Regions from separate parts of the Mus musculus genome. Here regions 1 and 3 are each linked to region 2. A link is a loop called in an ENCODE intact Hi-C map of the cell type or tissue named here. Cell type or tissue: heart. All regions are shown on one strand.

Evidence for each region. Hi-C counts contacts between places; a loop is a spot of excess contacts. Peaks named below come from ENCODE experiments on the same cell type or tissue, not always from the same donor. Only the 100,000 strongest peaks of a DNase experiment are listed, where the experiment ranks them.
Region 1: it touches region 2 in a loop (2.4-fold over the local background); 2 of 42 quality-filtered maps call a loop at or near these places.
Region 3: a loop joins it to region 2, with 10 times the contacts of the local background. A loop is called at or near these places in 2 of 42 quality-filtered maps.

Annotation. Positions count from the first base shown.
Region 1 is chr14:79,154,683-79,159,682 of GRCm38, forward strand. It overlaps Vwa8 (von Willebrand factor A domain containing 8), which reads left to right. Exons shown (of 45, transcript NM_027906.1): 38 at 2,390-2,498. Among named protein-coding and RNA genes, the nearest start is that of Gm30970, 22 kb to the left of the region's middle. In heart, no CTCF peak of the experiment used is centred here; a DNase peak (open chromatin) is centred at 3,099; H3K27ac peaks cover 505 bases.
Region 2 is chr14:79,272,072-79,277,071 of GRCm38, forward strand. No RefSeq gene overlaps it. Among named protein-coding and RNA genes, the nearest start is that of Rgcc, 27 kb to the right of the region's middle. In heart, no CTCF peak of the experiment used is centred here; DNase peaks (open chromatin) are centred at 430, 1,100 and 2,140; H3K27ac peaks cover 359 bases.
Region 3 is chr14:79,136,775-79,141,774 of GRCm38, forward strand. All of the region lies in intron 37 of Vwa8 (von Willebrand factor A domain containing 8), which reads left to right. Among named protein-coding and RNA genes, the nearest start is that of Gm30970, 4.1 kb to the left of the region's middle. In heart, CTCF peaks have their summits at 2,689 (motif pointing left) and 3,622; DNase peaks (open chromatin) are centred at 3,837 and 4,247; H3K27ac peaks cover 488 bases.

The sequences.
Region 1 (5,000 bases), 120 kb before region 2:
AGGAGGATAATGGTTCTTAGGATTATATCACACTTCCCTAATAGGAATTAAAGTCCATCTGCTGTGAGGAATATGCCAAGGGGTTTAGCACATGTAGCAAGTTATGCCAAAAATTATGGGGGACTCTTCTCTGACTCAGGGGACATGTCCATCCCCTTGTATGAACTCAGCAGTGTCTATTTTACTCATTAGAGCGACTTTCTTGAGCTTTTGGTAGATGAGCCCAGTTCTCAAAGGTCGCACCTCAGGACTTTCAGGAAAGAAGGCAGGCGCTTATCTGCTTTCTGAATAGCAGTGCCCCTTGGCATGCCTCCGTCTGCCCCGCCTGCAGAAGTGTGTCTGTGAGCGAGACCACTGGCCAGATGATCCGAAATTAGATGAACTCCCCAGGTGCCATGCTTCTAATTAAATATGTCTGGAATGTCACAGTATGCATTTCTGTGAAATAAATCAGGGTTTGCGCCATGTTTCTGTCAAGATCTCGTCTATTTTGAAATGTCTCATTTGTGGTTGGTATGGGGGTCGTTTGGGCCGTGTGAGCAGAGGCACTTCTCTGCAGATGGCCTGACAAAACTTGTTCCTTTCGGACCAAAGCAATTAGCCTGTTTTCTGCCTCTCGGATAGCCATTATAAATGTCCTCGGAATATCAAAAGCATGACCCTGGGGTTTGTCAGGAGGTTATTAGACAGGCCTCCTCTTTTGCCTCATCATCTTTTTAGTACTTAGTTCTCAAAAGTCTCCTAGCAGACTGGCTGGGCTGTACAGTGTCTTACAGGAGAGAGCTAATGTGGACCAAAGTGAGGCCACTCCTCACATGGGAATTAGTTTCTCCTGCATCTCTCAAAGTTCTTTATTTAAAATAAACAACAGACCAGAAAGGACACACACAGTCCAAAGTGAAAACCAGTGTTCAAGAAGCTCTTCCACTAGACCTGTGCTTGCTTGGACCAGTGTTAGAACTAGCACACACTTGTGCACATGTGTGTACATGTGTGTGTTGGTGGGGGGGGGTCAGAGGGAGGGAGGAGACAAAGAAAGGTTAAATATCTTCCTCAGGCCTTCAGTCTCCCTTCTCCTGGTTGTGTGTGTTCTGTCTGTGTTTTGTTTTTGTTTTTTCAAACTGATACAAGCTAGTGTTATCTGGGGAGAGGAACATTAATTGAGAAAACGCCTCTCTCAGATTGGCCTGTGGGCAATTCTGTTGAGCATTTTCTTAATTCATGATTGATGTGGAAGGGCCTGGTCCTCTGGAGTTAGTGCCACTCCAGGGTCCTGGATGGTCTGAGAAAGCAGGCTGAGCTAGTAAGTCATGGGGAACAAGCCAGTAAGCAGCAACCTCATGGCCTATGCTTCAGTTCCTGCCTCCAGGTTCCTGCTTTGAGTCCCTGCCTTGGATTCCTTCATTGATGGAGTGTGACCTGAAAATAGGCCTTTCCTCCCCACATTGCCTTTTTCATGTTGTCACAGCACCAGAAGCATAACCAGAGCAGATATTGGCAGCAGCGTTGTAGGTGTTGCGGTGACAGACCTGACAGCGCTGGTTTGGGCAGGATTGTGGAATGAGTTTGGAACTTTGGGCTGGAATAGCCATTGAGTGCCAAGCTTAATAAGCTGGTATCAGAACTTGAAAAAAGGATGCTGAGCAGTGCAGACCATGAAGGCCTTGCTTGTGGATTTCTGAGGGAAACTTGTGAATCCCCAAGACTCTTACCAGTCCATTCATGGGATGGACTTTGAATTGAGAATCTGCAGGGTCTGGTCAGCTGGTGCTGAAGAATCAGCTGTGATCAATATGAGACCTGCGCCACTGACATGAAACCTTTACTGGGATGGTTGATGCTGGGCACTGGGACTCAGAACTAGGGCTCAGATTTAGTGAGGTGAAGCCTCCTGGGCTGTCCCCAGGGTCAGCACACAGAAGCTGTGGTCCTGAGAGGAGGGGAGGGTAAGGCTGGCTGAATTTCATACTGGCAACTAAACTGGGGCATGTGGACAAGTCTCCCAGGTGGTTCTAGTTTTGTAGGCATAAGGAGTCCTGGCGGGGGGCAGCTGAGGCTTGGCACTGTGAAAGGCCAGAATTGGTGAGGGTGCAGCCTTAGTGGCCGTGGAGATGGAAGGGTTGAAGAGATCCAGGAGAGTGCTCAGAGCACTTGTGCACCAGAACTCTAAAGCTGAACACAGCTCAGCCCCTGCTCCTTTCTTTTCTCTTCTTTTCAAATTAATTTTCCTTCCCAACCAAATGGATGTTGAATGTGATGAAGCTTTTCCCAGACCCAGCCTCTCACGAGCTGAGGGCTCCACCCCTCAGGACTTGGAGAAAGAGCTTTATCCATCATGCAGCACCTGGTGCTCACAGGAGAGTGATCGTGTTTCAACTCTTCCTTTCAGATAACAATCGAAAGAGACAGTAATGAAGACGTGAGTGACCCCAAACATGGCAAGGAGGACCCAGACAACATGCCCCATGTGGGTGGCAATACCTGGGCTGGTGGAACAGGTTGGTAGCATGTGAGTTCTGCTGGGTCTTGGCAGGTTTTAAGTGTCAAGGCCAGAATTCCAGCCCTGAGATACAGTCCTGGTGCTGGTTGTCCTCGGCCTCTCTCTCTGTTTTTTAGATGTGTTCTCGCCTTCTGTCCCTGCATGACATCAAGACATGCAGAACGCCTGTCATTGGGAACCCCACAGACTCTGCCACCCTATGACCTAGAGCCGTTTCCCCCATGCTTGTATCTATAAAGGGAGGGAGGTAACATTATCTGCCTCACGAGGTCAGGCTAAAGATAAAATATGAACCTAGAGCACAGATCACAACAGTTGGGCTAAAGAACACGGTCGCTGGAGTGTCAGTCTCTTCTTTTCAACTCCTTGCCTTTGGAATTGTGCCAGAAATCCACAGCAAGCCCTTGAACAACTAACGTGGGGAAGACATGGCTCTTGTCCACATCTGAGAAGGGAGTGTGTGGAGGTCCGTGGTTTGGAGATCAGGTTGTGTGATTTGCACTGATGGCCAGGTGCCATTCCTTCCTCTTGGCTGCCCTCCTAGACCATTGTTCCCAAGCCTGCCTGCCGTCTTCCTTCCCCCCCCCCCCTCGCCCCCCCCAGCAGCTGCGGCAGACACATGTGCTGGATCACAGGAACAAAGCCAGACTGCGCACCCGTCTGGCTATCTCGCCAGGAGAAGTGCTGGCACAGCTCAGTCCTTCACCTTCCCGAGGATGGATGCTCTGTGCCTCTTGGCCTTGAGGGCCTTGGCAGGAAATGGGTTTCTGAGCTGAGACAATATGCTATCAAATAAGCCGGGGACTTCTTGCCTACTCTGTTTATTCATCAAGCATCGGCTTTAAATAAGGGCTATTTTTAGAATTGTCCTTTGATCTGGAAGTTAGTGTCAAGCCAACAATATTTAATCCATATGGAATGCATCTTGGAACGAGCTGGCCAGATGTCAGCTTCCCAGTAGTGCCTACGCAGAGGTAAAGTTTCATTTGTTAATAAACGTGAGTCTACCAGTTCCAGCACCTATTCAGACCAAACGTCCCGTCTGCTTCCCGGCCTTAGATCTTCCAGCTCATCAAGGCTCCTGGGCTTCGACTTACTTTCTGCATGTCATCTGTGCCCTCCGGAATGCTCTACATTAAACCCGGCTCAAGTCATTTGGTTCTTTTCCCGGGAGCCTGATGCTCAGTCCCAGCCACCGACCCTCTTGCAGCAAGTCAAGCCGCAGCTTCCCACCCTCACGGCCTGTCACTGCCGACCACACACCTGCTGGAAGTGAAACCGAGGCGCATACAGTGTAGAAGAGATTTTCCACCACCCACTTCTAAATGAAATAAGATGTGCTCAACCAAGACTGAAATACTGTGATTAATAGTTATCCCGCTCTCATGGTGCTTCCCCAGAGGGAGCGACCTACCTGGACTTTGATGAAGCAAAGAGTTCATGCCAAGTTCTCATTTTTAATTTATTAGACAAATCAAAGCTCTAGTGGAGGAGAGTAACATAATTTATCCAAAGTCTAGAAGGTTTCCAGTTTTCCACCATATGAATCTAGAAATGACCTCACTCTCTGTGTCACTGAATTAAATAATTATCATGAGGGCACTCACTCACGTAGCTCTTACTGCATGCCAGATGCATTCCCAAGCAGTTTGGCTGTGTGAAAATCCCATCAGGCAGGTATCGCCCTCCCGTGTTGTAGGTTAGCACTGAGACACAGAGAAAATCAGTAATTTCTCTGATGACCCAGTTATTGAGTTGAAACCAGATTCAAACTCAGTCTGTCTTAATTATTCAACCAGCTTGCAGTATGGTGCTAGTCTGTGCAATATGGCACTGCCTCTCCAATACTAGATTCTCATTAAATTCCCAAATTACATATGCATAAACAAAGGGGCCTGGTTGCTAGTTATCTAGGAGCAAGGATAATACATCATTCATACAAAGGCCAAATGCGGCCAATAGATGTACATATTTTCTTTGGTCAACACAATGCTTTAAAATAATTTAAATTTGAACATACATTAGACCAAGCATTCCTGTGTAATTGGCCAGTGTCTCTACCCCTTTAAAATACTACTAGCTAGCCTTATAGGCATCTAACTTTCATTTTAGAATAAATAGCTCATGCGGCATTTTGTGACGTGTACTTACAGGCATGCAAACTTAGGCTTATTCAGAAACAACTGTTCTGAAGCTAATGATGTTTATCTGTTGAGCATTATTCAAAACATAATTATCAGCGTCAGCTCCTGGCTGAGCAAGTGATGCAAGGCCACAGAGATGTCATTCAGTCTCTCTGTGAATCATTTTCATAACAATAGACATTTTATCTATATGTTGGTATTTTAGGGAAAGTGGATAACTAGAAGGAGAGTTGCCCCTTTTAACCAGTGGCTATGTAATACTTACAGTCGCTGTCACAGGGCCACTCATCTAGGGCAGAAGAACAAGGACATCTAGCCATCATACCGTTAAGGAAAACTTACCGGGCTGCAGACAG
Region 2 (5,000 bases):
TCACAGCACACCAGTGACTCCCCTGCCAATCTGAGTTGTGCTTTTTGGTTGTTTTTCTTTTACAATATTAATAACTATTCAGCCAAAACTACTTCCGTACACTTGGAACAAGTTCCACTGAAGCAGAGACTCGGGCCTGAAGTAACACCTGGCAGTTTGACATCCTGTCCTACAGCCAAATTTATAACTCAGTTGGGTTTCTTGAGCACTTACTATGTGCCAGGGATCTTGGTATCAGAATGAAAGAGGTGCCGGTGTCTTTAGAGAGCCCATAGGTTGCCCTGAGGCAGGTGAGGTAAGATTGTCACATGCGGTGACAGAGACAGGAAGGGTACAGTCAGCCTGGAGGTGAGGAAAGGCCTGCAGCCTGGGCTTCCTCCTCCTGGACTCTGAAGGACCTGGGGCTGGCCTTACAGTCATCAGATAGCAGTGCAACTCTTCCTGGGAAAAACATTCCCATCAGGCCTTGCAGACTGGAAGTCCAGGGAGGAGGAAGTAGAGCATAGGAGAGAGCCCAAACCAGGAAGACTTTCAGACCCTCCCTAGTCTATAAGTAGGGACATCCAGTGTGGAGTTATCTTTACCAGGTTTTGACCATGAAGAGCCCCTCCCCCCCAAAAAAGGGCTTTCTGGATTGGTAGCACTCACAATTTAAAGCCATATCTTGAGCCTTCGTGATAATTAAACTTACTCATTACACATTTTTCAATAACACAAAAACTCTCTCCTTTGTTTTTCTTCATGAATACGCTCTATGTGTTTTCGTTTCTCTCTCTTAATATGCCTTAAGTTGCTTGTGGTATTTACAACCAAATACTCAGGTTTCAACACAGGTTAAAGACTTACCCCAAATCTCCAACTAGAAAGCAGCAGGGCCAAGATTTCAATCAATTCTCAGGTTCCCAGTTCAGCTTTCTTATTACTCCAAGCTAATTTTGAAATAGGGGAGGCATTGGTTTTCCTTTGAACGAAGGGTTTGAAGGCCGCAGCTTGTGCCAAGCCAGGTCTAAGAGCACACACGGCTCCTTCCAACCTGGAATGATTTCAACTCAGGTCAGCCAGGCCACATCTCCCATGGGAGCATTGGGACCTGGTGGGGCGGCAGCCATAGCTTCCAACAGCTCAGCGTAGAGTGGAGGGGTCATGAGCAAGGCTGCCCCTGGTCTAAGCAAGTCCAGGAAGACAAAATGCAGGAGACTCCAAGGGCAGAGGAAACAGGCGTTGAGGCAGCAGGGTCTCGTGCCCAGGGCTGGGGCTGTCCCTCAGTCAGGTTGACAGGATGCTCCCGGGGGCATGCACAAATGCCCTGGGTTCGATCACCAGCCCACTATAAAACTGTGTGGTGTACACACATGAAATCCCAGCATTTGGGAGGCGGAGACAGGAGGATTAGAAATTCAAGGTTATCCTTAGCTGCACAGCAAATCCAAATTCAGCCTGGCCTACATTAAGACCCCCCCCCCCCGTCTCAAAAACAAACTAAACAAATTCATCTCCAATATACTTAGCTGTACTGGGGACCAAGCTAGGTGGCTTCTAAATTAAATGTCCCTGTTGCTTGAGGTCTCAAGAAATGAATTTTATACATTTCCCCCTTCTCTCTTTTGCTACAGAACCTCTGGACATAGCCTGAGAAGCCAAAGGGAATAAGCCTGGGGCCGTATTCATCAAATCTCTCCTCAGAAGTCATGAGGTTACCATGGCAACATTGACCCAGGTTACTTCAGAGACTGTCAGGTTGTGGCGAGATGATGACAGGGAAAAGCTGAACTTCATGGTCACAGGGCAAGATTTATGCGATTTAATTTGGATCAACGTCCCAAGGAAGCTGACTCCTGAGCCCTGGAATGGCAGGAAGCCTTGAGTGGGAACAAGATCTTCTGGCATGACAGAGAGAGCGTGGACCAGCCCTGCCTCTCTGCACTGTCCTGACTGAAGCTCTTTCTGTCTGCACACTGGGGGTGGGGTGGGGGTGACTACTGCCTGGCTAGCGGGGCTGCTCTGAGAACAAATGAGTCACCTGTGTCAAGTGCCTTACCCACGGGACAAGTGCACTTGAGTCCCACTCTCAAGAGGCCTCCAGAGCATGGCTTTCCAAAGGCGGTGGATTCTCCTGCAGTCACATCCGCATAAACATCCCTCGCAAGTGGCCCTCTGAAGGCGACTGCACACTTAAACGCTAGATTCGTCTATTTAAGTCCCAGAACAGGATGTCTTTGTCCTAAGAAACCCTGAAGTGACTTCTGATGCTTCCGTGCCAAGCTAGAACAGGCATATTTCATGTGACAGTCCCCTCTTCCTGTACTGCCTAGAAAGGTGACTAAGGTGGACTCTGGTTTGTGCTCCTTTTAGACTGCCTAGCAGGCTCCGCACAGCTCCAGTGAGGAACTGTCATTCAGTTTGCCAAAGTCCAACATCACAAGAGGTCCATACAGGGACTGGAACTCTGGGCAGAAAAAAACCTCACCATATCAGGTCCACCTCCCATCCTCAGACAGGGGCCTCCTAACATCCAGTTGAGCACATTATAATCTATCATTTAAAAAGGAAAAGGGGAATGGAGAGATGGCTTAGCAATTAAGAGCACTGACTGTTCTTGCAAAAGACCTGGGTTTAATTCCCAGCACCCACACAGTGGTTCTGTGATGTTGGTCCCAGAGGATGACACCCTCTTCCTATGTCACCAGATACTATGTCACCAGACATACATACAGATGAAGAAAATTTTTTTAAAATTTCAAAGAAAGAAAAAGCCAGGGTTTGGAGGCAGCAGAGTTCACCCCTCCCCCTGCCACCTCCTCTGAGTGTTAGGAGGGACCTGGAGTTTCTTTCAGTGGAGTCTCGGTCTCATTTGTAAAAGTATTCAGGTCAGGTGTGGTGGCCTCACCTTAAATCCCAGCACTGGGGACGTAGAGACAGGTGGATGTCTGTGAGTTCAAAGCCAGGCTGGTCTACATATCAAGTTCCAGCTTAACCAAGGCTATATAGTGATACCTTGTCTTTGTTGTTGTTGTTGTTGTTTGTTGTTGTTGTTGTTGTTGTTGTTGTTTTGGAGGTTGTCTCCCACCTACTCCCCACACCCCTACACCCATAAAGGGTTTCTCTTTGTGTAGCCCTGGCTGTCCTGGAACTAACTCTATAAACCGGGCTGGCTCACAAAGACCCACCTACCTCTGCCTCCTGAGTGGTGGGATTATCAGGCATACACCACCACTGCCCAGCAATACCCCGCGGAGAGCTATTTTAGTAGATTTCGAAAGAATAACAGAGCAGGAGTTAAGCTTGCCCCAGACACTTTGATAAGTTCCTTCATTCCATTAAATGGTGAAGATTTCTAGTGGTTAGCATTCCACATTAGCTTTCCTAACACTGCCAGCGGCAGCAGACCCCTGATGGTAGCAGATCAGTTACCTGATATTCTTCCACTCACTACTCATCTTCCTTTGGTCACTGCCAGCAAAGTCAGTCCCCAGTCAAAAGGGGAAACCACACACACACAACACACACACACACACACATCCCTCTAACTACCCCAGTTTATAAGTGGCTTGCAAGATCTGAGAGATTATAACAAGCAACCCCCCATCTCTCCCTCCCCCCACCCCTACTGCAGGTTTTACACCATAAGAAAGAGCTCATCTGTCTGAAGTCACTTGTCCTTTGTCTTTCCTTCTGCTTGACCTTTCAGAAGACAAACTGCAGCTTGGCAGCTGCTGACAGGGGGGGGATGGCTAAGAGGATCGAGTTTTGAGTCGTCAAGTTCAGGGCCAAGAAAGCAGGCAAGTCCAGTAGCGCAGGCTGAGAGTGAGAACGTCCTCAGGGTTAGAACGAGCAATCAGGTTTAGGATTCGGATCAGTATCCAAAGAAACAAAAGCAAAGGAAGAGATGAGAGAAGCTGTGCTTTATATGTCAGAAAGGTAGACAAGCTTAGCAAGGAAGGTTGGCAAGCCACTGCCTGCAAGGCTGTTGGGGCTCCTGGGTGTGGAAATGAGGGATCAGGAGTCAGGCAGATTCCCCGAGACAGACAGAGAGGGAGAGTGTCCATAACTCGCTAATAAAGCACATCGGCTTCCAAGATGGCGGGCTTCTTCCCTACCCTGGGTTAACATTTCTTCTAGGCTCCGCCCTACAGTTGCCTAGCAACAGCCTGGCTCACCTATAAAAAACTGTTCTGGTTTCTCTGTCTCCCTCCCTCCCCTCCCTCTCCCTCTCCTCCCTTCCTTCCTCTTCCCCCCTCACTCCCTGTCTTTTCTCTCTACTCCCATCATCTCTCTCCCCTCCTCCTCCTCCCCCACCCCCATCCTCCCACCTCCATGTTCCTTGCAGCAGCGTGTATGTGTGTGTGTGTGGGGGGGGGGGGGTTTCTTCCCCTGTTTCCCTCTCCTCTCCTGTCCTTCTCTGTCCCCTTTCTTTCTCTGCCTCAATTCCCTTCCCCACAAACCCTTCCCAAATAAACGTCATTTCATACTAGACCCTGACGGGATGATACCAGGGTGGCAGGGGTGCCTCAGCATGGGCCCGCTAAGGCACCCCTCCTACTGCATCATGTCACCGAATCACAAAAGTATCACCCTTCTGACCTGAGACAAAGGCCTGAGAGGCGTTTCCTCCCACCAATAGGGGTCTCCGGTCTGTGGAACTGCCTGACAAGTTCAAGGCCAGACCACACGGTGTGTTTACCCCAAACCTATGGGCATATTAGCCTCCAAGTCTGTGTTCTAACTGACCAACCCTAAACTGAAGGAGGAAGATCCCCTCATAAGGACCCTTGAAACTACCAAGCTTGCTGGGCAATGGTGGTTCACACCTTTAATCTCAGTACTTGCCAGGCAGATCTCAGAGTTTGAGGCCAGCCTCGTCTACAAAGCAAACTCCTGGACACAAGAGAAACCCTGTTTCAAAACAAAACAAACAAACAAACAAACAAAACAAGCAAACAAACAAAAAAGCAAAACAAAAGCAAACCATCAACCTTCGAGGAGAAACCAGGCCTCAGCTT
Region 3 (5,000 bases), 140 kb before region 2:
GTGACTATTAGCAGTGGTCTGTGTAAGGTTATAGACTGTAATGGGGGTGTTGTTCTGTGCACAGCCCAGGCCTCTGAGTGGCACTCAGTAGCAGGCCCGTGGGCTGACTGAGTTAACGAATGACTGCATGTTCCTCAGCAGACAGATCCATTCTCATTTCCAACCCTACAAATGAAATACAAGAAACTTCTCCTAAAAGCTTCCATGAGACAGAAAGCAGTACACGTTCTCTTCTTTGCGTTTTGTGGAACATGTTTCCTTTCTTTTAGAGGCATGCCAAGAAACATATAAATAAATAAGAAATATCACAGTTGGTATTATCTGACTTAAAATATGTTGAACTTGACAAGAAACAAGCCGAAGACATTGAAGTGCAAACTTGAATTTGGAATTTGCAGGGGTGGGGGAGGCGGAAGCGGCCTTTCCATCGGCACTTGAACATATTTCTTCTCTTTCTCGTAAGATATCTTTCTCTCTTAAGTCTTGCTGGGAGCAGTCATGTGGTCTATTCGCCACTGGAAGTGTCTCAAGTCCCCTTCATGCCATGCCTTTAGACACTGAGAGCAAACATATTTTCAGGAGTTGTAAGGGGAGGAGGCTCTCAGTCCAGCTGCAAGGCGACAAGAGGGTGCTGCAGTCTCTGCCTGGCTGCCCGAGGTAGGAAGGGTCAGCTTGGTGTTTAGAATATCTGCAGCAACATTGAACTTCCCAAAGGAGGTCATGGGAATTAAATGATTTGGACAGAATGCGGAATCTTACACAACTCAAATTTCACAAAGCCTTCTTGATTAAAACCTGACTTATTTTCCCAGTGCTAATATTACTATGATATATACCTAACACATGCCGACTAAAAAATAGATGATTCACACTATGCCATATCTTTTACTCTCAGAAAGAGTAGAGTAATAATGGTTAGTCTAGATAAGTATGGTGAGGCCAAGGATTTTTCCAAGCGATTCTGTGTGATTTCCTACAGTGCCACTGTGGATAAGACAGGCACCTTTGTCTTTCTTGTAGATGAGGGCCTTACGTGGCTATGTGTCAAGAACCAGGGTTTAAATCCAGGCGGACAAGTTACAATGCTATACTTCTAACCATGTTGAAGAGTTGTTTTTTGGTTTTTTGTTTGTTTGTTTGTTTGTTTTGTTTTGTTTTTAAATACCAGCAATATATGTCTATGGACAAAGAATACATTTGATGATTCTAGAAAACTCAGAACAGGCAAGCTGCTCCCCTTCATTCTGTGTTTTCTTAGGTTTCACATAAAGATTAGAGGAAAATCTCTTCAAGACCTTCCAAGGATTCGCCCAAGGCTTTGGAAAAATCTTGCTTTAATATAACGCATGGTAACACACACTCATCAACTTTTGATGAGATGTGTCTGGGTGGACTTACAAAAGGACGTTGAGTTTTGCCTGCAGTAAGTAGAAAGGCATGTGTAGATTTATTCATTTCTAGATGTTTGGTTCTTTAGAGTTACAGTGGCCAAATTTTACTTATAATGCATTCTGTGGGAGTGGCAGCCCTAGAGCTTCTTCCAGCATCCATGAGCACTACATCAAGTTAGGAAAAGGACCCCCGAGGAGAAGGATAGAGAACACTTGCGTTCTCTGTCTCGAGTGTAACGTACAGCAGTGGAGAAATCAATCATTGAAATCAATAGTTGAAAAAAAAAAGTATGTTTATTGGGGGTGAGGAAACATACACATGTCAGACACACAGAGACAAATGCCCTCTGCGTAGCAGAAGCTGGAAAGCCCGTCTCTCCTGAGAGCTGGAGTTCTAAGTCTGCAGAGTTCCCTCCTCTAGTTCAGGGCTGGTCAGTTTGAAGAAGGATAGGGTGACGGAGTGGCCCCCCAACGGGTTTGTAACATGTTCTGATCCAGCCTTGAACTTATCGTGCCAGTCCATCACCGGGTAGCCTGCTGGTGGGAGACAAATCTCACCAGGCTCTTGTTTTAAGATACCAGGTTTTCTTTCAAGTCAGGAGGCTGAGGAAGAAGCAGTCATCTTGGAAGTTTACTGTCTTTATTACCTAGCCTGGTCCCTTGTCTGTGTGTCTGCCTTCTGGGGAGTCTGTCTAACTCCTAGTCTCTCCCTTCTACCGAAGGAGTGTTGCCCATGTTGATTGGTGCCAAGAAACAAGGCTTAATTTAGTACCCAAATAGCACAGTTCCCTCCCCTAAAGGGCTAAGCTGTGTGTAATAACCAGCCATGATAACTAGCATGCAATAATTAGTTAAGACTGAAGGCACTGTTTTTAATCACTTAGTTGGACTTTTAGTGATAGGAGCAGGGAGATCTGCCCTGCCAAGGACCTCAGGTCTCACTAACCTCTTCAGCTCTTCCTCACCTCTAAGCCCTCTGAACAAAATGGTTTGATCACAACTAATAATCATTCTTATTATTATCCTCAGACAACTGGTGCTAACTGGGATGGCCCAGGTGCAGCAGGACATAGGATTGAATGGCGATTCCAAGCAGTAGTCTACCACACAGCAGCGCTGGCCCCGCTCAAGTGGGCAGACATTACAGTAACATTCGTTTTTAAGATTCACAGGGGCTAGAAATGCTTCATTGTTAACAATGCTTGCTACTTACTCTTCCAGAGGACCTGAGTTCAGTTCCTAGCACCTGTGTCAGGTGACTCACAACCACTTGTAATTCCAGCTCCAGCGCCCCCTTCTGGCCTCTACAGGCACCTGCACACATGTGGTGGGGCAGAAGGTGAAAAATAAACTTTTTTCTTTAAACTTTACCATATAAAAACTCCTGTTCTTACTTCAGGTACTCATTATACATCTTTCCCCTGATAAAATGTCCTAGCCATGTTTTCCACCTGTATTTTGCCATAAACAGCAGTATCGCTCCCTGCCAGCACTCTATACAGGCAAGTGCTTAGAGGCCAAGACCTTCCTGGGTGGTGGGTGGTGGAGGAGCAGAGCAAGGCCACTGGGAAGGGAGGCCTCTGTGAGCAAACGGTGGGCAGGGGTCTAGACAGAGCAGGTGGAATCTCTTCCCCTGATCCAGCCTCATTGTCCTCTTTGGTTGTATCTGCCACTTATTAAGTAACAAAACAATCAGGTATTGTTGGTATTTTGATTCAAGCTCAAAATGTTACTTCCTAAAATCTCCTATAAGTTTTCACTTGTCGTCAGGATGTCCTCTGCACTGAGTGGCATTTCTTTGCTGTTATCAGGTGACAGCAGGTGTGTCTGAACAAAGCTCTCTGTCACTGAACACTGTAAAGGTTGCTGCCGTTTTTTACTGAAATTTTCACGAATGCATATACTATACGTGAGTCACACTCCTGCCGTCACTGCCCTTTCTCACCCACAGAGTGCATTTTATAAACGGCATGAAGCCAGAAGTGGGGGTTTTCAGCTAGCAAGCATGTGAGTTTTAAATCGCTGAATTCAGTACCTGTCCATTTAGGTTACTCTACCAGCACTCCAAATGATTGCTTTTTCTTGCCAGATTGGTTTATTTTCCTCCTTAGGCTAGCCACCCTTCAGCCTTACAACACTCAGGTTTATTGAGCACAGGGAATATCCTTTTAAAAAGATCATTGCGTCTCAGTTTATATAAGTCTACCAGCAGGAGCATTTATCACTCCCTAGGGGTGACTGTGAACCATGCAGGTCTGGCTGCCTGTTAAAATTTACGGCGTTTGTGACAGGCCGGGCGGGGAGCTACAGCTGAGCTCCTGCTCCGGTGACTGTCCCCTGGCTGCTGCGGCTGGGGTCACTGCCGTCAACAGGCACAGACAGAAAGGTCACTTCTCTGTTTTGTTCATGTTGAGAAACGCGTTAGATAATTATCTGTCTTTTGTTGTCTAAGAAGAATAGGCGCATGGGAGGGGTGTCCTTTCCTTTCCTTGAATTTTCCCCACTGGGCTCCCTAAAACAGAATGGCTGTGCACACAGTCCACACAAAGAGCACAGCACTCCAGAGATGACCCACCCATTGGTCAGGATCTGAGAGTCTTTGTTCTCAAGGAGATACCTCACCATAGGCCAGCCTTCCTCAGGGTCTGGAAAGCCTCCGTCCTTTAAACAACCATCCCAAAGGTTGTGTTCCGTGGAAAGTTACAACAATGTATACCTCACCTGTGGGTCGTGGGCATGGTTTCAACCCTGCACACACACACCAGCAGGGACAGGTTTGCCATGGATAAAGCACCCTGGATGGATGGGACTCTTGTCACAGGCAGTGGGGACAGCCTGCTGGGAGACTGCTGAGAAGCAAAAGCAGGTGCTGTATGGAAGCCAGGCTCACTTTTGGAAGGCCAGTCACATGGTGGCTCTTCTCCAATCCACATACTTGGAATTCATCCAGAATGCAGACTTTGCTGCTCTGACCTCACCTGATCCCTCTCACAGCCAGCAAGCTATCTTTACCTCTAAACAGACAGCCATGGGCTACAAACCCTCCAGTCAAAGGAACATACGGAGATTGTCGGAAATTCTTTTGAGATTGAAAATGTCTTTTAAGCCCAGTCTCTCTGAGGAGTTCTATAATGTCTGCATGTCTCTGAGACCCAAAGCCCCACCACACACACACACACACACACACACACACACACACACACACACACGACATAGTTCCTTGCCTGTTCCTTCAAAACCTCTTAAAATCATTATCTACGAGGCTGGCTAAGAATGCTTACTAATGAGGATGGAGAGATGGCTCCGTGATGAAGAAGAACACTGGCTGATCGTGCAGAAGCTCAGCTCCCAGCACCCGCATGGCAGCTCACAACCATCTGTAAGTCCAGTTCCAGGGCATCCGATGTCCTGGCCTTATTAAAAACTAAGTCCTGATCTGCCTGCCTTGGTTCTACTTCCAGACCTCCATCCTCTTGCCTCCCCTGATGACTTTATCCCAGCCTCCGTGAGCTGGATTCAGTGGGCTTGAGTTTCTCTTCTTCTGGCCCTGTGCTGCACCCAATCCCACACTCTGAGCTCTCTACCGCCCACCTCTCCTCTGCCTGTCTT